2 separate regions of the Homo sapiens genome follow, and region 2 is linked to region 1. Evidence: read pairs that join two places in POLR2A ChIA-PET (ENCODE). Cell type or tissue: GM12878. All regions are shown on one strand. Links, peaks and the distances in the headings refer to the core of each region. The heading gives the core; the rest is flanking DNA.

The links. Peaks named below come from ENCODE experiments on the same cell type or tissue, not always from the same donor. Only the 100,000 strongest peaks of a DNase experiment are listed, where the experiment ranks them.
Region 2: POLR2A ChIA-PET joins it to region 1 with 7 read pairs; 4 of 35 experiments call an interaction of 5 or more read pairs at or near these places.

What each region holds. Positions count from the first base shown.
Region 1 is chr19:10,966,861-10,981,137 of GRCh38, forward strand. All of the region lies in intron 1 of SMARCA4 (SWI/SNF related BAF chromatin remodeling complex subunit ATPase 4), which reads left to right. Among named protein-coding and RNA genes, the nearest start is that of SMARCA4, 13 kb to the left of the region's middle. RefSeq lists enhancers at 6,429-6,478, 10,286-10,978. In GM12878, for the core only: a CTCF peak has its summit at 2,076 (motif pointing left); a DNase peak (open chromatin) is centred at 1,881; H3K4me3 peaks cover 1,749 bases; H3K27ac peaks cover 2,788 bases.
Region 2 is chr19:10,735,112-10,752,040 of GRCh38, forward strand. The region is part of intron 1 of DNM2 (dynamin 2); the gene reads left to right. Among named protein-coding and RNA genes, the nearest start is that of MIR638, 25 kb to the left of the region's middle. RefSeq lists a silencer at 3,830-3,899 and enhancers at 13,490-14,304, 15,440-16,061. In GM12878, for the core only: no CTCF peak of the experiment used is centred there; no DNase peak of the experiment used is centred there.

The sequences.
Region 1 (14,277 bases), core at 1-5,000:
CTGGGCGACAGAGCAAGACTACGTCTCTACAAAAGAAAAAAAAAAAGCCGGGGGTTGGGAAGGATAACAGCTGCTGGAATACTGGGGGAAGGTATGAGAGGGAACAGGTCAGAATGAAGCCTGAGGCTGAATGGAGCTTCAGGTGCTGCCACCCTCATAGGTGTCAACCCTAAGGAGACATAGCGGACTCATTAGTATGCCCAGTGATTTCTTGATTGAAGTTTTCTGTTAACTGCATCCTAAGGACATTAATCATTAATTTTTCAGGGTGTGGGATTGATGGGCATGTGATTTGTGGCCTCAACTCTTCTTCATATATGGGAAAGGGCCTGGATGGAAGTGCCAGGTGTAGCTGGGTTTGTTGTTACAGGGCAGAGAGAAGGGACACATTGATTTCCCTCCAATTCCCTCAGGGAAGGGGGCTTTCTTGTTTTTATTTTATTTTATTTTATTTTATTTTTTGAAATGGAGTCTTGCTCTCTCTCTGTCGCCCAGGCTGGAGTGCAGTGGCACGATCTCAGCTCACTGCAAGCTCCCCCTTCCGGGTTCACGCCATTCTCCTGCCTCAGCCTCCTGAGTAGCTGGGACTACAGGCGCCCGCCACCACGCCCGGCTAATTTTTTGTATTTTTAGTAGAGACGGGGTTTCACCATGTTAGCCAGGATGGTCTTGATCTCCTGACCTCGTTATCCGTCTGCCTCAGCCTCCCAAACTGCTGGGATTACAGGCGTGAGCCACTGCGCCCGACTGGAAGGGGGCTTTCTTTAGAAAATAGGTAAATGTTAGTAGGGTGGAAACCAACCCTGGCCCCTTTCAAATGTGTGGTTTTTTTTTTTTTTTTTGGAGACAGTTGTACTCTTTTCTCCCAGGCTGGAGTGCAGCGGTGTGATCTCGGCTCACTGCAACCTCTGCCTTCCAGGTTCAAGCAATTCTCCTACCTCAGCCTCCTGAGTAGCTGGGATTACAGGCGTGCGCCACCATGCCCGGCTAATTTTGTATTTTTTTTTAATTTTTATTTATTTATTTATTTTTTTGAGACGGAGTCTTGCTTAGTTGCCCAGGCTGGAGTGCAATGGCACGATCTTGGCTCACTGCAATCTCCGCCTCCCGGGTTCATGCCATTCTCCTGCCTCAGCCTCCCGAGTAGCTGAGACTACAGGCGCCCACCACCATGCCCTGCGGGGGTTTCACCATGTTAGCCAGGATGGTCTTGATCTCCTGACCTCATGATCCGCCCGCCTCAGCCTCCCAAAGTGCTGGGATTACAGGCGTGAGCCACTGCGCCCGGCCAGTAATTTTGTATTTTTAGTAGAGACGGGGTTTCTCCGTGTTGGTCAGGCTGGTCTCAAACTTCTGACCTCAGGTGATCCGCCTGCCTTGGCCTTCCAAACTGCTGAGATTACAGGCATGAGCCACCACTCCTGGCCTCAAATGTTTTTTTAAGTCCCAGACTGGTTTCCAGAGCTTTGCTTTTGGGGACTCTGTTACCTCCCTAAAGGGGCATAGCTTCATTTATGTATGTGGACACTTGTCACTGTGAACCGTTTTGCTCTGTGTGCAGCCAGCTGTGAGTGTGATAGAGTAGCACGGGCCCCGTTTTTAATAGTGATCGACTTTAAAATGGTTCTTTGAGGAGGTGTTTTTTTTTTCTTTCCACTTTTTATTTTTTTAGAGACGGAGACTCGCTGTGTTACTTAGGCTGGTCTTTAACTCCTGGACTCAAGTGATCCTCCAGCCTCCACTTCCTGACTAGCTGTGATTACAGGCGTGATCCACTGTGCTAGCTCTTGGGAGTTTTTTAAGTTTTCTCTTTGCCACTGGCAAGTCACGCCCCAGTGGCTCAGGAAGCAGGTGGCTGATGTGACAGTTGCTGCTCACCTGTTCCAGTGGGAGACTTGAGGGGGAGGGTCTGCTGTGTGCGACCCATCTTGCTCCGAAAGTCCCAGTAAAGGGGCATAGTGGATGTCTCATTGTGCCCAGGGAGCTGAAACTGCCCCTGTGATGATCAAATGTGATTCTGGCACAGCCTGGACTGGCTGGGCACCTGAAGGCCTTGCCTGCCTCCTGGAGGCATCTCCTGGGTGCCTGTGGGAGTGGCTCTTTACTTGCCCTTCCTCTTGACTCTGCCCTTCCTCGACCTTCAAGGTTCTCATCCTATTCCTTTTGATCCTCGGCCTGAATCAGTTACTCAGGCCCTGGAGTCAAAGAGACTTGAGGCGGGATTCTGTTCTGCATGGCTTAACCTCTTTGAACTCAGAATTCCGTTTTCCTCTCAGAATCTCCCTGGCCTCCACCCTCTACCTCAAGAACCAGGGGCTGAACCCCGGCCCTGCCTGTCTTTGCCAAGCCTTGCTCTAGGGCTTGGTCAGCCTCGAGGAAGGGGGGCCTTGTTATGTTTATTTAAAAATTTATGTTTTAGGTTTTACTTTCTTAGAAGTGGAGGTCTTGATGTTATCTCCCAGGCTGGTCTTGAACCCCTTGGCTCAAAGGATCTGCCTACTTCAGCCTCCCAAAGTGCTGGGATTATGGGCGTGAGCCACCACGCCTGGCGCCTTTTTATATTTCTTTCTTTTTTTTTTCTTTTTTTGAGACAGAGTTTGTCTCTTGTTGCCCAGGCTGGAGTGCAATGGCGGGGTCTCGGCTCACTGAAACCTCCGCCTCCTGGGTTCAAGCGATTCTCCTGCCTCAGCCTCCCGAGTAGCTGGGATTACAGGCATGCACCACCACACCTGGCTAATTTTGTATTTTTAGTAGAGACGGGGTTTCTCCGTGTTGGTCAGGCTGGTCTCAAACTCCTGACCTCAGGTGATCCACCTGCCTCAGCCTCCCGAAGTGCTGGGATTACAGGCATGAGCCACTGCACCTGGCCCCCTTTTTATGTTTCTAACAGCACGTCCCAGCCGAGACCCTGGTGTTCACCCTTGCCTCATCTCTTGCCCTCACTTGCACATCCATTCCATCAGCATGTCCAGAGAAATTAAAGTCATTATCAGACCGTGCCACTCCCGTGCCTGGAACATTCTAGCAGCTCCCCACTGCACTGGATGCTCCTGGAACCCCTTTACTGTGGCCCTCAAGGCCTGTGACTTCTCCCCTATGCCCCACCTGTGGCCGCACCCACTTGCCCTCTGAGGTATGATATGGAATATATTTGGTCTTTGCGCCACATGTCATAGGAGTGATAGGTGTGTCTTTTAAAATTCATAATGAGCCCCTTTTGATCACAGCTGAGTTTATGCTTATGAGGTGATTTAGGATGGGGCTCCTAGATAGCCCAGGATGGGGCTGGTTACCAGAAAGACCAAGTGCTTAGAGGGTGGCATGTACGGAGGGGCCATTGAAGCTGTCTGTATTGCTTCCATCTGGTTGACCCCGAGTCGTATCCGTTATAATAAACCATTAATGGGAAGTGAAGTGCCTGCCTTAGTTCTGGGCGCTGCTTTAGCAAATCAATCAAATCGAGGAGGGGGTTGTGGGAATTCCCAATTTATAGGTGGCTGGGCAGAAGTACTGGACCCTGGGATGTGCAAATGGCATTTGTAGTGGGAGCAGTCTTATGGGACAGCTCTTTTTCTTTTAGAGACAGAGTGTCACTCTCACCCAGGCTGGAGTGCAGTGATACAGTCATAGCTCACTGCAGTGTCCAGCTCCTGGGCTCATGTCATGCTCCCGAGTAGCTGGGACTACAGGTGTGCACCACTGCCAGGCTTAGCTAATTTTTAAATTTTTTGTAGAGACAGGGTGCTATACTTCCTAGGCTGGTTTCAAACTCTTGGCCTCAAGCAGTCCTCCCACTTTGGCCTCCCAAAGCACTGTGCTTAGGTGAGCCCACTGCATCTGGCCGATAAAGTCCTTAACTTGTGGGAGATAGAGTCTGAATTGAGTTAAATTGTAGGACACCCAGCTGGTGTTTGGAGACTTGGAGAATTACTTGGAAAAGACCCACGCATCTGGTCACAGAATTGTTCTCGGTTATGAGAGTATAGTAGAAGAAAACTGGTTTTCTCTGAGTTGGTGTCAAAAGTGCTGTGTGAGAGTGTAGAGAAACGGAGTGTGGGCCAGGCACGGTGGCTCACGCCTGTAATCCCAGCATTTTGGGAGGCTGAGGCGGGTGGATCACCTGAGGTCGGGAGTTTGAGACCATCCTGACCAACATGGAGAAACCTAGTCTACTAAAAATACAAAATTAGCTGGGCGTGGTGGCGCGTGCCTGTAATCCCAGCTACTTGAGAGGCTGAGGCAGGAGAATCACTTGAACCCAGGAGGCAGAGGTTGCAGTGAGCTGAGATCGCACCATTGCACTCTAGCCTGGGCAACAAGAGTGAAACTTCATCTCAAAGAAAAAAAAAAGAAACAGAGTGTGTTTTCCCACCTTCCCTGCTCCAGCCACACTGGCTGACTTGCTGTGCCTTGGAATATGCCAAGCACAGTCCAGGGCCTTTGCACTTGCTGTTCCTCTGTGGTAGATAAATAACCACATGGTGCCCATGTCACTACAGATCTCTGCTCAGACATCTTCATCACTGAGGTGTCCCAGGCTACCATAGAAGGAGTGCTTCTCATCTGTTAACCCTGCGAACCCTGCTTGATTAGATTTATAGCACTTCCACCCTCTATGTGACATTGTGTCTTTTTTTTTTTTTTTTCTCTTTGAGACAAGGTCTTGGTCTGTCACCCAGCGGGGAGTACAGTGGTGCAATCATAGCTCATGGCAGTCTGGACCCTCCCACCTTGGCTTCCCAAGTAGCTGGGACTACAGCCGCATGCCAGCTAATTTTTGTATTTTTCGTAGAGACGAGGTTTCACCGTGTTGCCCAGGCTGGCCTCAAATTCCTGGCCTCAAGTGATCGACCTGCCTCAACCTCCCAAAGTGCTGGAATTACAGGCGTGAGCCACCATGCCCACCCTGAATACTTTTTTTTTTTTTTTTTGGAGGGGGGAGATGGAGTTTTGTTCTTGTCGCCCAGGCTGGAGTGCAATGGTGCGATCTTGGCTCACTCCAACCTCCGCCTCCCGGGTTCAAGCGATTTCAATTTTCCTGCCTCAGCCTCCTGAGTAGCTGGGATTACAGGCGTGCACCACCACGCTTGGCTAATTTTTTTTTTTTTTTTTTGAGACGGAGTCTCGCTCTGTCACCCAGGCTTGAGTGCAGTGGCACAGTCTCAGCTCACTGCAACCTCCGCCTCCTGGGTTCAAGCGATTCTCCTGTCCCAGCCCCCACACCGAGTAGCTGGGATTACGGGCGCCTGCCACCATGCCGGCTAATTTTTGTATTTTTAGTAGAGATGAGTTTTAACCATGTTGGCCAGGCTGGTCTCAAACTCCTGACCTCAAGTTATCCACTCGTCTTGGCCTCCCAAAGTGTTGGAATTACAGGCATGAGCCACCAAGCCTGGTCCTAATTTTTTTATTATTAGTAGAGATGGGGTTTCACCATGTTGGTCAGGCTGGTCTCGAACCCCTGACCTCAGGTGATCCACCTGCCTCGGCCTCCCAAAGTGTTGGGATTACAGGCATGAGCCACCACGTCCGGCCCTGAATACTTTTTTTTTTTTTTAATATAACACTTCCACTTTCTATGTGACATTGTGTCATGTTTGGCTATTTCTGTCACTCTGCTGTCCACTCCTCCAGGTAGGAATTGTGTTGTTCTCTGCCAGATGCCTGGTGTTTGGAACCAGCTTGGTGCATTCAGCGCTGTTCGTATTTGGGGGTAGTCATCAGTAAGTCCTCTGCTGTGGCGGTGGGGAAGGCCTGTCACGAGTGACACTGGGCAGGTATGGATTCTGCATCTCCCTGCCCACTCTTGGCCTTTGCATGCCTCTGTTGTGGGGACTCCTCTTGCCGTCTCCACACAGTGTCACTCCTCACGCTCAGTGTTGCGTATATAGCTGATAACACAGCAGACCCGGTGGTGGCGCAGGACATCCATCCAGTGGGCCTCGGCCAGCCGAAAAGAAAGAATAGGGGCCGGGCACAGTGGCTCACGCCTGTAATCCCAGCACTTTGGGAGGCCAAAGTGGACGGATCATCGGCTCAGGAGTTTGAGACTAGCCTGGCCAACATAGTGAAACCCCATCTCTACAAAAAATACGAAAATTAGCTGGGCATGGCGGTGTGCGCCTGTAGTTCCAGCTACTTGGGAGGCCGGGGCAGGAGAATTGCTTGAACCCGGGAGGCCGAGGTTGCGGTGAGCTGAGATTGTGCCACTGCACTCCAGCCTGGGTGACAGAGCCAGAGTCCATCTACAAAAAAAAAAAAAAAGAATGGGGTTATTGATGTTCCACAGGGAGCGTGGGTCAGGATGGATTTGTGACACTTGATGCGGTTACTCTGCGTGTTATGTTTCTGCTGGGTCACATTGTCACATGGAGACATGATCAGAAGAGCTTGAAAAACATCCATCTAATTGATAGCTAGGATAGCATTTGCAGGCTTGCAGTGTAGACACCACACGTCCCTGTGGGGTTAGAGGACACTCCCCTAAGGCAGAGAACCGTCCTGGATGCTTTTAGGTCCCTTGGGTAGGTGCTCTTAAGCGGTTTTCTTTTTTTTTTTTTGAGACGGAGTCTCGCTGTCACCCAGGCTAGAGTGCAGTGATGCAATCTTGGCTCACTGCAAGCTCCGCCTACCAGGTTTACACCATTCTCCTGCCTTAGCCTCCCGAGTAGCTGGGACTACAGGCCCCCGCCACCACGCCCAGCTAATTTTTTTTTTTTTTTTTTTTGAGACAGAGTCTTGCTCTGTCACCCAGGCTGGAGTGCAGTGGCATGATCTTGGCTCACTGCAAGCTCCGCCTCCCGGGTTCACACCATTCTCCTGCCTCAGCCTCCCGAGTAGCTGGGACTACAGGCGCCTGCCACCACGCCCGGCTAATTTTTTGTATTTTTAGTAGAGACGGGGTTTCACCGTGTTAGCCAGGATGGTCTCGATCTCCTGACCCTCGTGATCCACCCGCCTTGGCCTCCCAAAGTGCTGGGATTACAGGCGTGAGCCACCGCGCCCGGCCTGGAGGTTTTCTTATAGACCACCGAGGGGAACATTTTGTTTTGTAGTTCACGCATAGTAAACGGGGCTGGCTCTGCGGAAGCCATCCTGCCCATTGCTGTTGTTCCGCCCAAGCCTCTGCCATAACCTGACTCCCACGTTGGTCTGCTGCTGAAATGTGTCCGTGAACAAATTTCCCCAAGCCCCAAAAAACACAATAGCAGATATCCTGGGACCAAACTTAAATATAATGCTAGTTTCTCATGCAAGGTGAAAACAACCACCATAATTCCAACAAACAGATTTCCAAGGGATCCGATTGCTGGTTAGCAACCTGCCCTGCCTGGGGCTGGTCACCGCAGTGCTTTAAGACAAAAGCTAGGGGTGGCGTGAAAGAAGAGACCAGACCTCTTCTCTTCCTCAAGCAGTCTCCTTCCACATTTGAACGTCAACAGATGTTTCTATTTTAGATGATAATTTTGATGAAGTTGAAAATAATGAGAACATGGTAGTTCTCACATCCTTTGATCTTTCTCTTTTATTTCCACAAAGACACTTCCTGGGCATTTCTTGTGGGTATTTATTTCATGGGTATTCTGATTTAGGCTTTTTTTTTTTTTCTTGGAAGTTTTTCTTTAAAAATCTGAATATAAAAAGTAATAGATGGCTATTGTAAAAAATAAATAAAAAGCGCCAGACATCTGTGATATGGAAAGGGTAAGTTCCTCATCACATGCCATCAGAGAGAGCTACTGGCTGTGCTGACAGCGGTTTGTGCATGTTTTCTTTGGGGTAATTTCTATGCATGGATTAACATGCATATATATATATATATATATATATTTTTTTTTTTTTTTTTTTTTTTTTTTTTTTTTTTGAGACAGAGTCTTGCTCTATTGCCTGGGCTAGAGAGCTGTGGTGCGATCTTGGCTCACCGCAACCTCTGGCTGCTGGGTTCAAGTGATTCTCCTGCCTCTGCCTCCCAAGTAGCTGTGATTACAGGTGCCCACCACCACGCCTAGCTAACTTTTGTGTTTTTGTAGAGATGGGGTTTCACCACGTTTGCCAGGCTGGTCTCGATCTCAGGTGATCCGCTCGCCTCAGCTTCCGACAGTGCTGGGATTACAGCTGTGAGACACCATGCCCAGCCATATGCATATATAGTTATTCTTTTTTTTTTTTTTTTTTTTTTGAGACAGGGTCTCTGTCGCTCAGGATGGAGTGCAGTGGCGTGATCTTGGCTCACTGCAACCTCCGTTTCCTGGTTCAAGTGATTATCGTGCCTCAGCCTCCTGAGTAGCTGGGACTACAGGCATGCACCATTACCCCTGGCTGACTTTTGTATTTTTACTAGAGATGGGATTCTGCTATGTTGGCCAGGCTGGTCCCGAACTCTTGGCCTCAGGTGATCTGCCTTCCTTGGCCTCCAAAGTGCTGGGATTATAGGCATTAACACCATATCCAACCTTACTTTTTTTTTTTTTTTTTTGAGTGTTTCTCTGTTGCCAGGCTGGAGTGCAGTGGCGCGATCTTGGCTCACTGCAACCTCCACCTCCCGGGTTCAAGCGATTCTCTTGCCTCAGCTTCCCGAATAGCTGGGACTACAGGCCAGCTCCACCACGCCCAGCTAATTTTTGTATTTTAGTAGAGATAGGGTTTCACCATGTTGGCCAGGGTGGTCTCAAACTCCTGACCTTGTGATCCGCCCACCTTGGCCTCGCAAAGTGCTGGAATTGTAGGCGTGAGCCACCACGCCCAGCCTCTCAATTCTTTTTTGATGTGCCAAGACTTCTGCAGCGTGGGTTGTGTGGGGGTTCTGATTGCTGGGCAATTGAGGAGCTTCTCAAGAAATTGAGGCAATATGGCCACACCACTTCTAGACCCTTTGGCCCAGGGAAAGGGTTAACCTCCTGGACTTTTAACTGAGTGTTTTACATCTTAGCTTTTAGATTCTTGTGCCAGAGTAGTTTCACTTCCGGTCATTCCTTCTGGCTGCTGGCCTGGATTCCCAGGCTCTGTTTTCTCCTTGTGGAGGCCCCGGCAGCACCCGATCCAAGGGCCGCACACATCTGGATTTGGCTTCCACACGCTGTACTAACTATTCTTGCCCTTTTGGCCCCTGAATCCCCTCATCCTTTGCTTTTTCCACCTGAGTAGGTGTGGCCTCCTGGTCTGCAATGGATTTCATTGCTGCGTGAATTTCCCCTGCTAGTGACTTATCATTGAGGGCCCCATTGCAGGACTCTAAGCGGCACCGTGTAAGACACCTTAGGGACGACCTTTGGCCACCCCAGGACTTTGCTGAAAATGCCAAATCCTTCGTTTCCTGTATAGAAGGGCAGGGATGATTGGCGATGGGGTAAGAAGGGGTAGAGAGAGAGGTGTTCCTTGTCCTTAGACACCTTTCCTGGCCGTGCTCGTTTGGCCTTCCCGTGTAGACATCTCGCCGGAGCAAGGTGCACCCAGCCCCACACCCCATCCAGCTTCTACAGGGCTGGCCTCACCCCAGCCCTTCAGGGAGGGTGAGCTGGCCAGGAGGAGGTTGAGGGCTGAGAACAACACCATGCTTATGGCTGTGGGAGCAAGGAGGGATAAGAGATGTTTGTGGGTCAGGCACTGTGGCTTGGGCTAGGTGCGGTGGCTCATGCCTGTAGTCCTAGCACTTTCGGAGGTTGAGGTGGGCGGATCACTTGAGCCCAGGTGTTTGAGACCAGCCTGGGCAACACGGCGAGACCTCATTTCTATAAAGAAATACAAAAATTAGCTGGGCATAGTGGCATGAGCCTGTAGTCCCAGCTACTCGGGAAGTTGAGATGGGAGGATCACTTGAGCCCAGAAGTTCAAGGCTGTGAGCTGTGATGGCGCCACTGCATTCCAGCCTGGGAGACAGAGCGAGACCCTGTCTCAAAAAAAAAAAAAAAATTGGGCCGGGCGTGGTGCCTCTCATCTGTAATCCTAGCACTTTGGGAGGCCGAGGCAGGCGGATTGCCTGAGCTCAGGAGTTTGAGACCAGCCTGGGCAACATGGCAAAAACCCTGTCTCTACTAAAATACAAAAAAATTAGCCAGGTTCGGCAGTGTGCGCCTGTAGTCCCAGCTACTCGGGAGGCTGAGGCAGGAGAATCGCTTGAACCTAGGAGGCGGAGGTTGCAGTGAGCCAAGGTCGCACCACTGCGCTAAGCCTGGGTGACAGAGCGAGACTCTGTCTCCAAAACAAATAAATAAACAAATAACAAGAACAAAATTCTTGGCAGCCGGCCAAATCTGTGTGCATTGCTTGCCAGGGTGGGCGTGTCATGGCTGACAGCAGGTCCTGGATCGCACCTAGGGGTTTGCTGCTCTCCAGCCAGCTGCTTCTACCTGATGCGCGCCCAAGAGGGGAAGCCAGTCTGTTGTTCCTGAGCATTGCGGGGCAGGAGTGTTACCTGCGGTTTGTGCTGGGGGGAGGCTGCGTTACGGACTCGAGTTTTTTTTTGTTTTGTTTTTGTTTTTTTTGAGATGAACTCTTGCTCTGTTGCCCAGGCTGGAGTGCAGTGGTGTGATCTCGGCTCACTGCAGCCTCTGCCTCTCGGGTTCAATCAATTCTCCTGCCCCAGCCTCCCGAGTAGCTGGCATTACAGGCATGCACCACCATACCCAGCTACTTTTTGTTTTTTAAGTAGATACGGGGTTTCACCAAGTCGGCCAGGCTGGTGTTGAACTTCTCACCTCAAGTGACCCGCCCGCCTCGGCCTCCCAAAGTGCTGGGATTACAGGCATGGGCCACCATGCCCAGCCCATGACTCAGTTTTCTCATTTCTGTTCAGGGAAAGGAGCCTCTGCTTCACATTTTGATGGGAGCATCTGAGGACCTCATCTGTGTGATGCTCCTAGTGCGATACCTTTCACGTGCTAAGCAGCTGCTCAGTAAACCTGGGGAGAGATGGGGCACCTTGGTTTCACCAGCTGAGCGGCTGGCACTTCCTGCCTGTGAGTGATGGTTCGATGTTCCAGCCTGTGGAGGAGGAGGTGGAGCCACAGGGAGGTTACCCGTGAGGCAGGTGGCACCGTGGCTTCACAGTCCATGTTCAGAGTGTGGGATGCATGGCAGTGAGTTCCACTGTGGCCTTGGCCTTGTGACCTGAACTCTTCCACTTCCCTGTCATCTGTCAGCTGGCCAGCAGGACCACTGTAGTCCCTGTGTGGTGGTGAGGGCCCAGTGCGGGGAGTCTCAGTTGTTACCATCAAGTAGGCTGAGGCCCCTACCTCCTGGCTAGATCTTCCTTCCTTGCCATTTCTTTGTGACTGAGACATCCTCAGCAGTTGTAAATCACAGGGAGGTGAAGGCAAGCCACAGTCCCCGCTGGATTTGCAAATATCCCTTCCCTTCCTCTGTCAGCATGACCTTACGGTAGACGAGGATTTCTTAAATAGGACCCCAGAAATGTTAAACCTCAAAGACCAAACTTGATGAACTGGCCTTCATTAGAATTAAGAGCTTCTCTCTCTTTTTTTCTGTTTGTTGAGATGGAGGTTTACTCTTATTGCCCAGGCTGGAGTGCAATGATGTAATCTCGGCTTCACTGCAACTTCCACCTACCGGGTTCAAGTGATTCTCCTGCCTCAGCCTCCTAAGTAGCTGGGATTATAGGCATGCACCCACCACGCCTGGCTAATTTTTGTATTTTTAGTAGAGACGGGTTTTACCATTTTGGTCAGGCTGGTCTCGAACTCCTGACCTCTGCTTGCCTCGGCCTCCCAAAGTGCTGGGATTACAGGTATGAGCCATCACGCCCGGCCGATACTTTCTACTTTTTAAAAGTGGATACCGGCCACATATGTGGTGGCTCGTGCCTGTAATCCCAGCACTTCTGGAGGCTGATGCAGGTGGATCAGGAGTTCAAGACCAGCCTGGCCAACATGGCGAAACCCCGTCTCTACTAAAAATACAAAAAATATATATATATATATATTTTAGCCAGGTATAGTGGTGCGTGCCTGTAATCCCAGCTACTCGGGAAGCTGAGGCACGATAATCGCTTGAACCTAGGAGGCGGAGGTTGCAGTGAGCCGAGATCACGCCACTGCACTCCAGCTTGGGTGATGGAGCAAGACTCTGTCTCTAAATAAATAAATAAATAGATAGATAGATATCTCAATAGCCAGTAAGCATACAGAAAGGTGCTCCGTGCCATTAGTTGTGAGGGACATGCAAATGAAGACCATAAGAAGATGCGATTGGACATTGGCAACATTGTTAAAAGTTGTAAGGACTGACAGCAGCAAGTGTTGGGGTTGATGAAGAGCACCTGGAATGCTGTCCCTGTGTGGGAGGTGGGACCGTGTGTGTAGATGATACAACTATTTTGGAAAACTAGCAAAGCTAAGTTTATGCCTCCCTTTATAACCACCAGTTTCATTCTTGGACACCCAAGAAGAACCAATGCATGTGTTCACCAAATGACTCTCATAGCAGCTTGATTTGTGCTGGCCAGAACCTGGTAGAGTACAATGTCTATGAAAATGAGAATGCTCACATAAAAAGAACGGATGACTCTCCCAGACATGGTGACCCTGTGTGATTGTCTTTTTTTTTTTTTTTTGAGACAGGGTCTTTCTCTGTTGCCCACGATCATGGCTCACTGCAGCCTTGACCTCCTGGGCTCAAACAGTTCTCCCTACTCAGCCTCCTGAGTATAAGCTAATTTAAAAAAAAAAACTTGTAGAGACAGGGTCTTGCTATGTTGCCTAGGCTGGTCTTGAATTCCTGGACTCAAGCGATCCTTCTGCCTTGGCCTCCCAAAGTGCTGGGATTATAGGTATGACCCACTGCCCCCAACATTATATTATTTATATGTTACATATATTATATGTTATAAGTATATATTGTATATTATATAATATATGTATTATAGACGTGACCCACCACACCCGTCATTTTATTGGAAGTTCAATAACAGGTGAAAGGAAGCCACAGTGATAGTCAAAATAGTGGTTTCCCTGGGAGAGTGGTATTGACTGGGGGGGCCCAAGAATGCCTTCTGGAACGTCAGGAGGGATGTCTGACGCAGTGTTCTTCAAGCTGTTCACCTATGATCCTGCGATCAGGGCATGTACAAGTCAGTGAGAGTAAGCAGAATCACACGCTGCTCCCCTCAGTACTGAGCTGAGGACGTGGAGTCGCTCCACGGCTCTCCACTTTGTGCTGCAAGTCGGCCAGTGCTTGTTCAAGTGCAGGCACCAGCAACCTCATCACAGGCTTTGGCACTGGGCGATACTGCTGGGGATGGCTTTGCATCACTCCCGGGCTGTTGGGATCCCCTTTACTGTCACTCTGCACGTGTCTGAGCTTTCAATCCGGAAATGAATTTGCGGATGCTGGTGGCACCCGCGTTCCTGTTTCACTGCAGCCTGACTCTAGAGGCAGCATTTTCAGGAGGAGAGGCCATTCTAACAAGCCTCTGTGAAACCCCGTGCTTCTAAAAAGCAGACTTGCCTTATTCGGGCACAAAATGGTTTTTTGGGGCAGCATCTTCAGTGTACTCTGTTTTTCCGTTGACAAAGTTAGCGCTGCTTTGAGTTGGAGCCGTTCCTGGAGGCTGTGACGGCATCGCATGATTTGATGGAAGGGAGAGGGGAGAAGTTCTAATGCTCAGTGTAAAGTACGATTAGGTGGCATACGCCTGTAGTCCCAGCTACTCGGGAGGCTGAGGCATGAGAATCGCTTGAACCCCGGGGACGGAGGTTGCAGTGAGCAGAGATCATGTCACTGCACTCCAGCCTGGGCGACAGAGTGAGACTCTGTCTCAAAAAAAAAAAAATGTACAATGAGGAGAGCTATAATTTCAGTCACTTCCCAGTGTATGCTCGTTGGCTTGTCCACCTTCAGAGAGGGAAAAGATGGTTTGCCCTCAATGACCTGGATCTTTTTCTCTTTTTCCTCTGAGACAGCGTCTCGCCCTTTTGCCCAGGCTAGAGTGCAGTGGTGCGGTCATGGTTCACTGCAGCCTCAACCTCCTGGACTCAGGTAACCCTCCCACCTCAGCCTCCCAAGTAGCTGGGGCTACAGGCATGTGTCACCAAGCATGGCTAATTTTTGTATTTTTTGTAGAGATGAGGTTTTGCCATGTTGCCCAGGCTGATCTTGAATTTCTGGGTTCAGGCCATCCCCCTGCCTTGGCCTCCCAAAGTGCTGGGATTACAGGCGTGCTGGATTGTATTTTGCTGTCAGTTTCAGTTTATTTGACTTAGAATAAAGACCTTCAAGTGAGGAAGAAGCTATAGGTCCCTGAATATCACAGGATCTATGAAG
Region 2 (16,929 bases), core at 5,779-10,778, 230 kb before region 1:
CAGCTCACTGCAAGCTCTGCCTCCTGGGTTCACGCCATTCTCCTGCCTCAGCCTCCCGAGTAGCTGGGATTACAGGCTGCCACCATGCCCGGCTAATTTTTGTATTTTTTTTTAGACGGGGTTTCACCGTGTTAGCCAGGATGGTCTCGATCTCCTGACCTCATGATCTGCCCGCCTCTGCCTCCCAGAGTGCTGGGATTACAGGCGTAAGCCACCTCGTCCAGCCATCTTCTGTGAATCTTATCAGGAGTATAGGATACCAACAAGACTGATAAATTATTGACAGTGATAACTGATGATGCTGACCTTGATCTCTTGGCTGAGGTAGGCTTGCTAGGTTTCCCCACTGGAAAGTTACTAGTTTTCTTCTTTTCATACTCTATCCTTTGGGATCATGGAAAATTTTATTTTTATTTTATTTTTGGAGAGTCTCGCTCTGTCATCTAGGCTGGAGTGCAATGGTGTGATATTGGCTCACTGCGACCTCCGCCTCCCGGATTCAAGCGATTCTCCTGCCTCAGCCGCTTGAGCAGCTGAGACTACAGGCGCCCACCACCACGCCCGGCTAATTTTTTTTTTTCAAGAGATGGGGTCTCGCTGTGTTGCTCAGGCTAGTCTCAAACTCCTAGACTCATGTAATAATCCTCTTGCCTCTGGCTCCCAAAGTGCTGGGATTACAGGCATTAACCACTGTGCCCGGCCTTTTCTGGCACTATTGAAAAGACCATCCTTTCTCCCTAAAGTTGCTTTTGTCTGGAATTAGTTGGCCATATTTGTGTGGGTCCAACCTGAACTGTCTGTTCTGTGACGTTGATGTATGGCTCTGTCCTTTCTCCAAAACCACATATCTTTCTTCTCTTTTTAGATAGAGATGGGGGCTGGGCACAGTGGCTGACGCCTGTAATCCTAACACTTTGGAGGCAGGTGGATCACTTGAGGTCAGGAGTTTGAAACTGGCCTGGCCAACATGGTGAAACTCCGTCTCTACTAAAAATACAAAAAAATTAGCTGGGCGTGGTGGTGGGTGCCTGTAATCCCAGCTAATTGGGAGACTGAGGCAGGAGAATCACTTGAACACGGGAGGTGGAGGTTGCAGTGAGCCAAGATCGCGCTATTGCACTCCAGCCTGGGCAACAGAGTGAGACTCTGTCTCAAAAAAAAAAAAAAAGAAAAAAAGAAAAAAATAGAGATGGGGTCTCACAATGTTGCCTAGGCTGGTTTCAAACTACTGGGCTGGTGATGCTCCTGCCTCAGCCTTCCACAGTGCTGGCATTATGGGCGTGAGCCACCACGCCCACTCATTTCTATATTGCTGTAGCTTTATAGTAAGACTTGAAATCAGGCCATGTGAGTCCTCTTTTTTCTTGTTTCTCAAAATTGTTTTGTCTAGTCTAGTTCCTTTGCCTCCACATATATATTTTAGAATCAGCTTGTTGATTTCATAGAAAAGATCATTGTGTATTAGTACGTGGAAAGCCACGGTATTAGTTTTTTGTTTGTTTGTTTGTTTGTTTAGACAAAGTCTCTCTCTGGCACCCAGGCTGGTGTGCCAATAGTGTTGGGATTACAGGCGTGAACCACTGTGCCCAGCTGGTACTGGTTTTTATAACTGTGTATTATTCCATCCACTGTCACTACTTCCCCAGGACCAGTACAGTTTCTGCCTCCTCAGTCTTGCACCTTTAACCTTGTCCTCACCCCCAGGCTGTTCTCCCTGCAGTGGACAGAGGGAGCCTGTTAAGAATATCCTTCCTAGCTGGGCGCCGTGGCTTACGCTGTAATCCCAGCACTTTGGGAGGCCGAGGTGGAAGGATCTCTTGAGCCCAGGAGTACGAGACCAGCCTGGGCAACATAACGAGACCCCCATCTCTACAAAACATTTAAAAATTAGCCAGGCATGGCAGCGCATACTTACAGTCCCAGCTACTCAGGAGGCTGAGGTGGGAGGATTGCTTGAACCCAGGAATTTGAGGCTGAAGTGAGCTGTGATCCTGTCAGTGCACTCCAGCCGGGGAGACAGAGGGAGACCCTATATCCTTCCTCTACTTGGAATCCTCCCTGGCCCTCAGTTCCCTCAGGGTAAAAATGAAGTCGTCCCTGAGGCTCCATGATGTTCTCATGCAGGTGAGGCGCTGTCCTACCTCATGGCTTTTTCACATGCTGCTTCCACTGCCTGCACTGCCCTTCCCCCAGATAACCCTGTGGCTCATTTCATCAGCATTCTAAGGCCTCTGCTTAAAAGCCTCCTTCTCAAAAGGCTCTCCCCCTGGCCACTCTGCTCAAACGCCCCACCCTGTTCTCTCTGTCCCCTTCCCCTGCTTAATTTTTCTTGGAACCACTTGTCATTCCTGTCATTGTTCCACCTATGCGTTTGGTTTCTTGTTTTCTTTTTTTGGGGTGGAGTCTTGCTCTGACTCCCAGGCTGGAGTGGAGTGGCGATCTTGGCTCACTGCAACCTCTGCTTCCCGGGTTCAAGCGATTCTCCTGCCTCAGCCTCCCAAGTAGCTGGGATTACAGGCGCACGTCAACATGCCCGTATATTTTTGTATTTTTAGTAGAGACGAGGTTTCACTATGTTGGCCAGGCTGATCTCGAACTGCTGACTTCAGGTGATCTGCCAGCCTTGGCCTCCCAAAGTGCTGTGATTACAGGCATGAGCCACCGCACCCGGCCTATTTGTTTGATTTCTCTTTCTGTCTCCCCCCACTAGAAGGGGAATGCCCCATGGTAGGGCGGTGCCCCTGGCTGTAGCGCAGTCCCTTGCATGGTGCCTGGCATGCGATAGGTAATCGGGGCACCCATCTCCCTCTCGGGATGCACTCATTGATGTACTTGTCAATCACTGAGCAAGACCCACTCAGCAATGTCTGCTGAGCCTGCTCTGTGCCAGGCTCTGACCTGAACTGCCACCCTTCTGGAGTCAAACAGGCCTGGTTGCCACCAAGAGGAGTTAGGCCTGGCAGAGGAGACAAGCATTAGTCTCACAACAGAAGGAAGTAGGCCGGACGTGGTGGCTCATGCTTGTAATCCCAGCACTTTGGAAGGCCGAGGTGGGCAGATCATCTGAGGCTGGGAGGTGGAGGTTGCAGTGAGCCAAGATCACGCCGCTGTACTCCAGCTTGGGTGAAAGAGCGAGACTCCATCTCAAAAAATAAATAAATAAATAAATAAATAAAAAGGAAGTGGAGACTTTCATTGAGATCAGTATCAAAGGGCACGAGGTGGCAGGGCATGGTGGCTCACGCCCATAGACCCAGCACTTTGGGAGGCTGAGGTGGGAGGATTGCTTGAGCCCAGGAGTTTGATACCAGCCTGGGCAATATAGTGAGACCTCATGTCAACAAAAACAGACAAAACAAAAAAAACAGGGGAGGGAGGGCTACAGGAGGGTGGGATGAGGACTGGCCACAGTTGGAGGCCAGGCCCTTCCTGGGGATCCCAGCGGTTGTTACTCTTTAAGAAGGACCTGGCCTGGTGTGGTGGCTCACGCCTGTGATCCCAGCACTTTGGGAGGTTGAGGCGGGTGGATCACTTGAGGTCAGGAGTTGAAGACCATCCTGGCCAACATGGCAAAACCCCATCTCTATGAAAAATACAAAAAAAAGTTAGTTAGCTGGGCGTGGTGGTGGGTGCCTGTAATCCCAGCTACTTGGGAGGCTAAGGCAGGAGAAGTGCCTGAACCCAGGAGGCAGAGGTTGCTGTGAGCTGAGATCGCACCGTTGCACTCCAGCCTGGGCAACAAGAGCAAAACTCCATCGCAAAAAAAAAAAAAAAAGGCTGGGCTCAGTGACTCACGCCTGTAATCCCAGCACTTTGGGAGGCCGAGGTGGGCGGATCACGAGGTCAGGAGATTGAGACCATCCTGGCTAACACGGTGAAACCCCGTCTCTACTAAAAATACAAAAGATTAGCGGGGCGTGGTAGCGGGCGCCTGTACTGTAGTCCCAGCTACTCAGGAGGCTGAGGCAGGAGAATGGCTTGAATCCTGGAGGAGGAGCTTGCAGTGAGCCGAGATCACGCCACTGCACTCCAGCCTGGGCGACAGAGCGAGACTCCGTCTCAAAAATAAATAAATAAATAAAAGAAGGACGTGTTCCCTTGTTCTTCTATGGGGACATGGGGAACTCCTGTACTGTTTTATTTTCCTGAAATATTTTTATTGAAATATAATTCACATACCATAATACCTAATCCTTTTGAAATATACTATTCAGTGGATTTTAGTATATTCACAGTTGTGTAACCAGCACCACTATCTGATTTTGTAGCACTTTCATTTCCCCTAAACCCATACATATGAAGCAGTTCCTCCCTCCCCCAGCACCTGGAAGCCACTAATGTCCTTTCTGTCTGTGAATTTGCCAATTTTGGATATTTCCTATAAATGGAATCTTACAGTATATGGCCTTTTGTGTGTGGCTTTGTTTATTTAGCATCATGTTTTCAAGATTCATCCATGCTGGTTGGGTGCAGTGGCGCACGCCTGTAATCCCAGCATTTGGGAGGCTGAGGCGGGCAGATCACTTGAGGGCAGGAATTGATGAGACCAGCCTGCCCAACATGGTGAAACCCCTTCTCTACTAAAAATACAAAAATTAGCTGGGTGTAGTGGCACATGCCTGTAATTCCAGCTACTCTGGGTGGCTGAGGCACGAGAATCTCTTGAACCTGGGGGGCAAGGTTGCAGTGAGCCGAGATCACTCCACTGCACTCTAGCCTGGGCAACAGAGCAAGACTCTCTCTCTCTCTCAAAAAAAAAAAAAAAAAAAAAAAAAAGAATTCACCAATGAAGCCACCTGGGCCTGGACTTTTCTTTGTGGGACGTTTTTTGAATACTAATTAAATTTCTTGTACATCTATTGAGTTTTTCTGTGTCTTCTTGAGTCAGTTTCAGTAATTTGGGTCTTTCTAGGAATTTGTCCATTTCATCTAGGGTGTATTTAATTTGTTAGAATAGTATTCCCTTATCATCTTTTTTATTTCTGAAAGGTTGGTAGTGATGTCTCCTCTTTATTTCTGATTTTTGTAATTTGAGTCTTATCTCTTTTTCTCTTGGTTAATCTAGCTAAAGGTTTGTCAGTTTGGTTGATCTATTCAAAGAGCAAATTGTGGTGGTGTTAACTTCTCTCTCCATTTTTTTAGTCTCTTTATTTCTTCTCTAATTATTTCCTTCTTTTCTCTTTGGATTTGGTTTACCCTCCTTTTCTGAGGTTCTTGAAGTGGAAGATTATTGAAATCTGAAAGTATTTGAAATCTTTCTCTTTTTTTTGTTTTTTTTTTTTGAGACGGAGTCTCGCTCTGTCGCCCAGGCTGGAGTGCAGTGGCACGATCTTGGCTCACTGCAAGCTCCGCCTCCCAGGTTCACGCCATCCTCGTGCCTCAGCCTCCTGAGTAGCTGGGACTACAGGCACCCACCACCATGCCTGGCTAATTTTTGTATTTTTGGTGGAGACGGGGTTTCACCATGTTGGTGAGGCTGGTCTCAAACTCCTGACCTCAGGTGATCCACCCACCTCGGCCTCTTAAAAGTGTGGGGATTACAGGCGTAAGCCACCGCGCCCGGCCAAAATCTTCCTTCTTTTTAAATACAGTTGCTTACATCTATGAATTTCCCTGTAAACCTGCTTTAGCTGCATCCATAAGTTTTGATATGTTGTGTTTTCATTTTCATTTATCTCAGCATATCTTCTCATTTCTCTTATGATTTCTTCTTTGATACATAGGTTATTTAGCAGTATGTTCATTTCTATATATTTGAGAATTTCTGAAAAACATCTTTCTTGTGTTCATTTCTAACTTCATTTCACTGTGGTTGGAGGAACTACTTTGTATGATTTCAATCTCTTTAAAATTATTGAGTCATGTTTTATGGCTTGGCCTCGAATACGGTGTGTCCTGGAGAATGTTCCATATGCACATGATAAGAATGTGTATTTTACTCTTGGGTGGAGTGTTCTGTACACATCTGTCAGGTCTTATTGGTTTCGTATTTTCTATTTCCTTGTTATCTTTTATTTGGTTGTTCCATCCATTATTATTATTTTTCTTGCCTGATACCAATGCTGATATCCATCCATGATTGAAAGTGGGGTATTGAAGTCTCCAACTTTCTTTCTTTCTTTTTTCTTTTCTTTTTGGAGACACGGTCTTGCTCTGTCTCCCAGGCTGGAAACGTGGTGGCATGATCATAGCTCACTGTAGCTTCTGTCTCCTGGGCTCACATGATCCTCCCACCTCTGCCTCCCGAGTAGCTGGGACCACAGGCGTGTGCCACACCCGACTAATTTTTGTATTTTTTCTAGAGGTAGGGTCTTGCTATATTGACCAGGCTGGCCTTGAACTCTTGGGCTCAAGTGATCCTCTCATCTTGGCCTCCCAAAGTGCTGAGATTACAGGCATGAGCCACTGTGCTCAGCCCCAAATTGGCCAATATTTCTTTCTTTTTTTTTTTTTTTTGAGACAGAGTCTTGCTCTGTCGCCCAGGCTGGAGTGCAGTGGCGCGATCTTGGCTCACTGCAAGCTCCGCCTCCCGGGTTCACGCCATTCTCCTGCCTCAGCCTCCCAAGTAGCTGGGAGTACAGGTGTCCGCCACCATGCCCGGCTAATTTTTTTTGTATTTTTAGTAGAGACGGGGTTTCACCGTGTTAGCCAGGATGGTCTCTATCTCCTGACCTTGTGATCCACCCGCCTCTGCCTCCCAAAGTGCTGGGATTACAGGCGTGAGCCACCACGCCTGGCCAATATTTCTTTTGTTCTGTGCTTTTTCCTTCCTCCCTCCCTTCCTCTTTACCTTCCTCTTTACCTTCCTCTTTCCCTCCCTCCCTTCTTTCCTTCCTTCCTTCCTTTTTGTTCTTGTTCTTTTCTTTTTCCTCTACCCTTCTTTCTTTTCCTTCTTTCTTTTTTTCTTTCTTTGTTTTTGCTTGATTGCAGCATCATGAGAGAGTCCTGTGCTTTTTTATAGCTGCAAGTATTCCTGGGTCGAGCCTACTCCCACTAACACTGATCACTCTCCCCCTTGAATTTTTAGGTTATTTCTAGTTTTTCCCCTCCTGCCAGAGACTTGGGGGTCCGCAGGCTTGTGTGTCTGCTATGCTCAGGGTGGATACCCTGCAAGGGAGTGCCATGTTGCATCAGAAGTGGATTTAGAGTGATGTTGCCAGGCCCACCAGGAAAGGCTGTGCCAAGGCTCTTTGCTGGGGTGCCAAGAAGAAGGGTCTGTGCCTGTTGTGGTGCCAGGCATTGACATCCTTCACTCCCACCCCCGTCACCCTCATGAACTAGTGAACTAGTCCTGTGGAATAGGGCCTTATGCGTGCTAGACCCTGGGTTTGTCCTGCTGACAACCCCATAGTGTAGGTGCTGTTATCCCAATTTCATAGAGAAACTGAGGGCTGGGGAAGTGGCAGCCTTCATTCAGTTCCTGCCGTGAGGCTGTGGCTGAGCTGCCAGGCTGCAGAGTCTTCACCCAATGATCTTGCTCAGTTGTCCCCATGAGGAAGCTGAGCCTGGCCTTCCTGTCTCTGGAGTCCAAGGTTTCCTTTCCTTGTGTGCCCCTGGAAGTGCTGTGTGGTGACCGGGATGGTGCCTGGCAGATGGAGATTAGACGCAGGTTGGATTGGTGCCTCATTGGTCAGGAGGGCTGCTCTTAGCTGTGTGCCAATAGACCGGATGACTTAATCTCTCTATCCTTGGTTTCCCCATCTGCAAAACAGGGTTGGCCAGAGCCCTGTGAAGGTGGAAGAAGGCCCTGTGTGCCTGGAGCTTTGTGCAGTGCCCTGGAGATGCTAGCTTGTTTTTCTTTCTTTTTTTTTTTTTTTTTTGAGACAGAGTCTCCCTCTGTCATGCAGGTTGTGGTGCAGTGGCTCAGTCTCCGCTGACTGCAGCCTCAACCTCCTGGGCTCAAGTGATCCTCCCACCTCAGCCTCTCAAGTAGCTGGGACCACAGGCGTGTGCCACCACGCCCGGCTAATTTTTTGTAGAGGCGAGGTTTCATCATGTTGCCCAGGCTGGTCTTGAACTCCTGAGCTCAGGTGTTCCGCCTGCCATGGCCTCCCAAAATACTAGGATTACAGGTGTGAGCCACCACGCCCGGCCGTGATGCCAGCTTCTTTTGCCGTGCAGCTAGCATTTGCTGAACACCTGCTGTGTGCCAGATAGTGTGCTGGAGGCAGGGCAGTGAACAAGACAGACGAGATCCCTGTCCTGTGGAGCTGATGCTCTAGCTGGGGGCCTGAGGGGTGGGAAGGAAGCACAGGTGCTCGGGTGAGAAAAAACATCATGCGGCCAGGCATGGTGGCTCACACCTGTAATCCCAGATCTTTGGGAGGCTGAGGCAGGCGGATCATCTGAGGTCATGAGTTCGAGACCAGCCTTGCAAAACCCCGTCTCTACTAAAAATACAAAAATTAGCCAGGTGTGGCTGGGTGTGGTGGCTCACACCTGTAATCCCAGCACTTTGGGAGGCGGAGGCAGGTGGATCACAAGGTCAGGAGATCGAGACCATCCTGGCTAATATGGTAAAACTCCGTCTCTACTAAAAATACAAAAAATTAGCCGGGTGTGGTGGCGGGTGCTTGTAGTCCCAGCTACTCAGGAGGCTGAGGCAGGAGGATGGCATGAACCCGGGAGGCGGAGCTTGCAGTGAGCCGAGATTGCGCCACTGCACTCCAGCCTGGGTGACAAAGCGAGACTCTGTCTCAAAAAAAAAAAAAAAAAAAAAAAAAAAATTAGCCGTGTGTGGTGGCGTGCGCCTGTAGTCCCAGCTACTTGGGAGGCTGAGGCAGCAGAATTGCTTGAACTCGGGAGGCAAGGTTGCAGTGAGCCAAGATCACGCCATTGCACTCCAGCCAGGGCAGCAGAGCGAGACTGTTTCCAGAAAAAAAAAAAAAATACAAAAATTAGCCAGACGTGGTAGCATACGCCCGTAGTCCCAGCTGCTTAGGAGGCTGAGGCAGGAAAATCACTTGAGCCCAGGAGGCGGAGGTTGCAATGAGCCAAGATCCTGCCACTACACTTCGGCTGGGGTGACAGAGCCAGACTCCATCTAAAAAAAAAAAAAATTCTTTAAAAATCAGGCACACAGTGTGATCTGACTTGCAGTTTTCCAAGCCTGTGGGGCAGGGAGCCTGGGGGAGGCTTTGCCCTGAGATGGGAGACTTGGCCTCAGGACATTAGAGCGAAACAGAGGAGGAGGGGATGGGTCTGGATATCCAAGGCAGGATCTGCCGAGAGATACGCTGTGGGGGTGGGACAAAGACCTCAAGAACGGGTCCGGGCTGTTCCTGTCACTTGTGACATTGTGGACTGAGTCTGCCTGGATATTTCCTTATGGGCTGGCTCCCCATCACCCCGGGAGAGTCTCGGGGTGGAGGGAACTAGAACGTGTTTGCCTGGAGGTCACTACCTACTCCCCTGGAAGGAAGGGGCTCCAGGAGGCTGGCTGTGGAATGCAGACTGTGGGTGGTGCCCGGCTGCCTGCCTCTAGTTCACTTGGGCCCTCAGGGTGGTACAGAGCTGGAAATCCATACATGGCTGACCACCCTGTAAGGGCTGCAGACACAGTGAGCGTTCACTTTGCCCTGGCAACTGGAACTGTCTCCTCCAGTCCTCACCACAACCGTTTTACAGAGCAGGACACCTGTTGCAAGATGGGAGAGACTTTGCTAACAAGGTCCCACAGCTGGCACTCACCAGGCTGGCTGGGGTACTCAGGCCACCCCTTGCAGTGGGGAGCAGTTAGGATGACACCGAGGACACCCCTAGGAGGGCGGAGTTGTGAGCTCCAGGACCCCACATTTGAGCAGTTTCCCCGTCACTCTTGAAAATGCTGCTGGGCCGGCCAGTTTCTTTGGGGTTTCTCAGTACTGCTGAAAGTTACAAGGTCAACACTGGCCTGCAATCACAGTTATAAAAAAGTTATAAAAGCCTGACATTCAAATCACGTTGGAGACTATAAAACAGCAAGTTTTTCATTTGCACACCTCACATGACCTCAAGCCTGCTGTCCATACACAGGAAATGGGGATGTGCGGAAAAAAAACCCGAAGTGGAGGACATCATCCCCCACGCATAATCCAGTCCGTGCATCGCACTTGACCTTCGGCACTGCAGCCTGCATTGCTCCCCGGACTAGCTCCCAAGATTGATTTAGCCAGTTCCCTGCCAGTGGACATTTAGGTCATTATCGGTTTTCATTCCACAAAGTACTGCCCTCAGGGAGTCGGCTGTCCTTGCCAAACCACTGCATTAATATGTTTCTGGGTGCTGGGGAAAGGGCGCTTAAGACCCCTGCCCTCAAGGTGTTGATATTCTAGTTGGGACTGTTAGATAAATGAGCAATTAGGCTGGGCACGCTTGAAATCCCAGGGCTTTGGGAGGCTGAGGTGGGAGGATCGCCTAGGCAGCATATCACTACAGAAAAACACAAATAAAAAAAGTTAGCTGGGCGTGGTGGCAAGTGCCTGTAGTCCGAGCTACTCAGGAGGCTGAGGGAGGAGGATCGCTTCAGCCCAGGAGTTTGAGGCTGCAGTCAGCTATGATTGCATCACTGCACTCCAGCCTGGATGACAGAGTGAGATCCTGTCTCTGAAAAAAGAGGTGCAAATAAACCAGAAAAGTACCAACTAGTGGGCAGTGCTGTGTTTAGAAGGAAAACAGGGCAACATGAAGGGGAGGTGGGCATCAGTAGGGGACAGACCTCTCTGAGGAGGTGACATCTGAGTTGAGTCCCTGGTAACCGGAGATAGCCAGGATTGTGGAAATACTTGGAGGAGATGAGATGGTCTTTCGAAGCAGGAGGCCAGCATGTGCAAAGGCCCTGCGACAGCAATGTCTGGCCTCCTTGCTGTTTCTTTTTATTTCATTTTTTGAGACGGAGTCTCACTCTGACCTATGCTGGAGTGCAGTGGCATGATCTTGGCTCACTGCAACCTCTGCCTCCCAGGTTCAAGCGATTCTCGTGCCTCAGCCTCCTGAGCAGCTAGGAGTACAGGCACACGCCACCACACCCCACTAATTTTTCTGTATTTTTAGTAGAGACAAGGTTTCACCATGTTGGCCAGGCTGCTCTCGAACTCTGGACCTCAGGTGATCCACCCACCTCGGCCTTCCAAAGTGCTGGCATTACAGGTGTGAGCTACCACGCCCGGCCTTTTTGCTGTTTCTTGACCACCAATGTGGCTGGAGGCAGGGAGTGAGGGGGTGGTGGGGGAGGAGGGCACGGAGGTGACAGGGCCATGGGGGGCACTTGGGAACTGTCAAACCGTCAAATGTTATGAGCAGAGGAGGGTCATGTTCTTACATTGTATCGAGTTTTCCTTTTTGTTTTTTTGAGATGGAGTTTCACTCTTATTGCCCAGGCAGGAGTGTAATGGTGTGATCTTGGCTGACTGTAACCTCTGCCTCCCAGGTTCAAGCGATTCTCCCACCTCAGCCTCCCGAGTAGCTGAGATTACAGGCATGCACCACACCTGGCTAATTTTGTATTTTTAGTAGAGACGGGGTTTCTCCCTGTTGGTCAGGCTGGTCTCGAACTCCCAACCTCAGGTGATCTACCTGCCTCGGTCTCCCAAAGTGCCGGGATTACAGGTGTGAGCAACCGTGCCGGCTTTTTTTTTGTTTTTTGTTTTTTTTTTTTTTGAGACAGTCTCACTCTGTTGCCCAGGCTGGAGTGCAATGGCATGATCTCACAATCTCAGCTCACTGTGACCTCTGCCTCCTGGGTTCAAGCGGTTTTCCTGCCTCAGCCTCTCGAGTAGCTGGGATTACAGGTGCCCACCACCACGCCTGGCTAATTTTTGTATTTTTAGTAGAGACGGAGTTTCTCCATGTTGGCCAAGCTGGTCTCAAACTCCTGACCTCGGGTGATCTGCCCGCCTCGGCCCCGCAAAGTGCTGAGATTACAGGCATGAGCCACCGCACTCAACCAATTTTTTTTTTTTTTTTAGTAGTAGAGACAGGGTCTCATCATGTTGCCCAGGCTGGTTTCAAACTCCTGGGCTCAAGAGATTGCGTGCCAAGGTGCTGGGATTATAGGCACGAACCACTGTGCTCAGCCTGAGTTTTACTTTGATTCGATGGGGCGAATGTTCTCTTTTGGGTATCATGGTAAGAGTTTCACAAACCCTTCCACCTCCTCTCTGAGGCAGGTGGCATCATTCCCACATAACAGATTGGGAAACTGAGGCACAAAGAGGTTACCTGACCTGCCCATCTTGTCCAGAAAGGAAATACTGGATTCCAGCCAGGGCCTGGAGAGTCCCAGAGCCACGATCACGAATTGCCACAGGTCACCTCCTGCTTTTGCTCCCAGCCTGTTGTGTCCCTTGGATGAGACCAGGGAGCAGGTGATGCCACGGCTTGAGTGCCAAGGGCGGGCCTCGAGCCGGGAGCTGCAGGATTCCTGATCAGGGAGGGGCTGCTGGGCTGGGAATGTTGGGGAGGAGTGAGGCCAGGAGTGGATTGTGGAAGTGAGAAGTCTCCTCATCTGTAAAATGGCAGATTTGGCCCATTGTTCTGCAAGCATTGGTCATCTGCCTCCTGCCTGGGTGTGTGTTGGGTACTGGGGAGAGAGCAGAGAAGGGGCCGATACGGGACCCTGCGCCCATGAGGCTGCCACTCTAATAGGATGTTGAGGTGGGGGCAGGGACAGACTGCAGCTGGGTGAACACATCAGGAACCCGGAAGATGCCAGTTGTGAGTGGCACTGAGCATTGAGCGGGTTGATGTGTGAAAGAAGGGGAGCAGCTTCCTATGGCGGGGGGAGGGAGGGTGCAGTTTGCTGGGAGCTGCCCGCCTGCTCTGTTAATGCTGCAGGAAGAAGGTTCCAGGCTGAGGGAACAGCCTGGGCAAAGGCCCTGGGGCAGGACAGTGTCTGGTGTGTTTCGGGAACATGGAGGAGGCATATGTGGCTGGAGTAAAGCCAGCAAGACAGAGAGTAGGGGGAGGTGAGGACAGGAAGGTGACAGGACAGGTCGTGCAGGGCTTGGGGGGCTGCAGGGAAAAGTCTGGCTTTTATTCCAAGTGAAGCGGGAGCCCAAGGAGGGCCCATAACAAAGGGGTTTACAGTGACATGGTGTGCACAGGCACCTTGTGGCTGCTTTGTGGGAGGCAGATTGTGGGGACCAAGGGCACGACTGCACTGGTGTAGGCAGGTGACAGTGGGACACGCTGACAGCCTTGGACGTGGAGGGAATTGAGCAGAATCAGGCCTGATGTGGAGGTGAAACCAGCAGGACTCGCGGCTGGACAAGGCGGGTGGGTGAGGGCCAGGGGAGCCCCAGGTCTGCAGCCTCGTGAGGGGTTTCTCCCCTCCCTGCCCTTTGGGGTGACCACAGGGATGCAGTGGCACCTACCTGCGGACACTGTGTGGGCCGAGCACTGTAAGGCTTGGGCGTCCTTGCTGGGTGACCAATGGCTATTGTTGGAAGGATGAGGCAGGGACCGAGGTGGGCAGAGGAGACTGGGCATGGGTCCCCACTTCTGCTCCAACAGAGCGACAGAGAAGCCCCTGAGGTGGGTGCGGGTGACTGCGGGTCTGCCTCATTGGTGTCCCACCCACATTCGTGTCCTGGCTCTGCTCCTCCCTCGCTGAGCGTCCTGGGCAAGTCCTGAGACTGAACCTCAGTCCACCTGTCTGAAATGGGACTTTTGGCCCTGGCATCCTTGTGACTTTCAACCCCTCTGGGGTTGTCAGAGGATTTGCCGCTATGTTGCCCGAGATGGGGTTAGAGACAGCCTGTTGGGTGGCCAGCGTTCCTTGTGTGGCTCTTATCAGAGTCCTGAGAGAAGAGGCCAGGGTGGAAATTGGCCCTGGAGTGTGGGCTCCTGCCGAAGCCTCTTCCTGTGGCCAGTGCCATGCTGAAGGCTGGCTGTGGTGTCACGTGAGCCCTCCCAGCCACATTCAGGCTCAAAGAGACTGTGCTGAGCATATGGTGACAAGGAAGGGATCCCAGCCCAGGGTCCTGGCCAGGCCCTGCCAGCACCAGGCTGCACAGGTGAGGGGTGGCTTGCCCTGGGGTGCTGGCTCTGGGCCACACTGCTGACTCACCCTCTGTGGGCTTATCTGTTGATTCTCCCTCCCATGGGAAGGCTCTGGGTTTGAGCCTGCATCGTTCCTGCACGTAGCCGTCCCCACCCTCATAGGGGCTGGAAGTCAAAAGGCGCCTGGTGGAGCCTTGTGGTCTGTTCAAAAAACGGTAAATAAACAGCCTGGGCTTCTGATCTGCTGGACTCAACCTGGCACCTCTCCCATCGCTGCTGGGTGCTGCCTCCCAGCTGCACCCTTCCCTGCCTGTCCCCTACCGCCTTCCTGGAGCGCTTATCCCCTTCCAGGGAGAGGTGGCCCACTTTAGAGCTCTGAAACCTGCTCTGGTGGGGTGAAGTGACTTGAGCCAGGCCAAGCCGGTGGCTGGGCCCTCTGTGGCAGACTGGAAGTGTCCTCCCATTTCATGGATGGCCAAGTCAGTGCCCAGAGAGGGGTAGAGACCTGTCCAGGGCCACACAGCCCAGGAGGGGCGGAGCTCGACTTTGAACCCAGGCTGCCTGGCTCCACAGTCTGGATTCTTCTTACCCATTCAACAAATACTTAATGAGCACACACTGTCTGGCAGGCACTGTTCTAGGTGCTGAGGATCTAGCAGTGACCAGGCCAGGTGCAGAAGTCTTGGCGTGTCACAGGACTAGACCTTCATCAGAGGCCGTTTTGCTGGGAGTGGGAAGGGGTGTGTATTTGGGAGGGAGGGGCGCAAGCCATCACACCTGCCCATGGCCAGGTAGGCAGGGCCTATGGGAGGGTTTCCTGGCAGAGGGAACACCCCCTGCAAAGGCCTGAAGGCCAGCAGTGCCAGAGAGAACTCAGAGGAGGCAGGTGCAGGGGGTGGGGCTGGGGAACCCGGTCAGCACTGGGACTAGGACTGGACAGGACGGGCTAGGACCAGTCACTTGGTTTCTGCAAGAGAGAAGCTTGGAGGCAGGATCTTCATTTTAGAAAGGTCACTGGGGAAGGTGGGAGGTTGGGCCAGGACCCTGGGGCCTGGCCTGGGCCCATGGATAGGAGGCCAGGTACTGAAATGATGCAATAGTACTAGGCTAGGTGCAGTGGCTCACACCTGTAATCCCGGTGCTTTGGGAGGCCGATGCGGGAAGATTGCATGAGGCCAGAAGTTTGAGACCAGCCTGGGCAACATAGCGAGACCCTGTCTCTGCAAAAAATAAAAAAATTAGCCGGGCATGGTGGTGTGTGCCTGCAGTCCCAGTTACTTGGGAGGCTGAGGTGGGAAGTTCACTAGGGTCCGGGAGTTCAAGGCTGCAGTGAGGTATGATTGTGCCACTGCACTCCAGACTGGGCAATATAGGAAGATGCCATCTCTAAAAAAAAAAAATTAGCCAAGCATGGTGACATATACCTGTAGTCATAGCTACTCAGGAGGCCGAGACTGAGGTTTGCCTGTACCCTGGAGTTTGAGGCTGCAGTAAGCTGTGATTGTGCTGCTGATGCAGCCTGGGCACAGAGTGAGATCCTGCCTCTAAAATAAATAAGGCCGGGCGCGGTGGCTCATGCCTGTAATCCCAGCACTTTGGGCTGCTGAGGCAGGTGGATCACCTGAGGCCAGGAGTTCGAGACCAGCCTGGCCAAAATGGCAAAACCCCATCTCTACTAAAAATACAAAGAAATTAGCCGGGTGTGGTGCTGGGCGCCTGTAATCCCAGCTACTTGGGGGGCTGAGGCAGGAGTAAGCTGAGATTGCGCCACTACACTCCAGCCTGGGTGACAAAGCAAGACTCCATCTCAAAAAAAAAAAAAGTTAATAAACTACTTAATTGTGCATCTCCTGTGTGCCAGCCCTACTCTATGCTTTGGGGATGGAATGTTGGAGGATCCCACCTTGGGGAGCTGTGTGTGAGCTCCCCACACAGCTCAGATGGGGGTATGGGGTCTGTATGTGAGCCAGAACAAAATGCAGCTAAGTGACATTTAGCATGTGTTAGTTCCACAGAGAAAAATGAGGCATGGGGGGTGGAGGTGGGAGAGGTGTGAATGGGGGTGAGAGAAGTCTCTGAGGAAATGTCATTCGAGCGGAATCACTCTGAGCTTGGCAAGGTTACCCTGTCTTACTGACGGGAAACCTAGACCAGAGAGGCCAGGAAGCCCGCCCAGGATCACACAGCACAGAGGTGGCCAAGCAGGGACTGGAATGCAGGGCAGCCTGGGTGCACAGAGGGCACTGTAGCAGCAGCAAAGGGAGAGGAGAGGAGTAGGTAGATTTCAGTACTCTCAGAATGCGGATGGGATCAACGAGGAGGAAGTAGATGACGGAGGCTGGAAAGTCACTTCCTGCTAAGTGGCCAGTGTCAGTGTTCCAGGCAGAGCTGCTTGGGAGGTGGTTTCTGGAAGGCTCCAAGTACTCCTGCTGCTGTGTCCCAGAAAACCCTTAGGGCCAGGCCCCTGCTCACCAAGCTCCTAGGAGACTTCTGGGGGGCTCATTTCGGAGGCAGTCCAGGCCGAGGGTGAATGTTGGTGCCCTTTGCATGCAGCAGTCTGGGAACTTTTAGAAGCAAAATCGGATAAGTCCCAGGGCTCCTGGCGCTCTCAGCCTGGCATGCGAGGCCCTCTGCGCCTGCCCTGCCCTGTCCTCAAACTCTCCCCTGAGAGCTGCGTCTCCGTCGCCCAGGCTGTGCCCTCCTGTGCCCGACTTAGAACTGTTCGGAATAACACTCAAAATTTTAAGGAAATTAAACACTCGAACAAAGGATTTTTAGCAAAGCAATTTTACTTCTGTACAGAGGGGTGCTTGTCCTTGGCCAGTCGCCATGAGAGCACACCTGAACAAAGGGACACGAGAGCCTTTATTCCTGATGCAAGTCCTGCTCCTGTACCCTCTCCCCATTGGCCGGGGTCGGGTCATACAATCTAAACCAATTTTGGTTGGC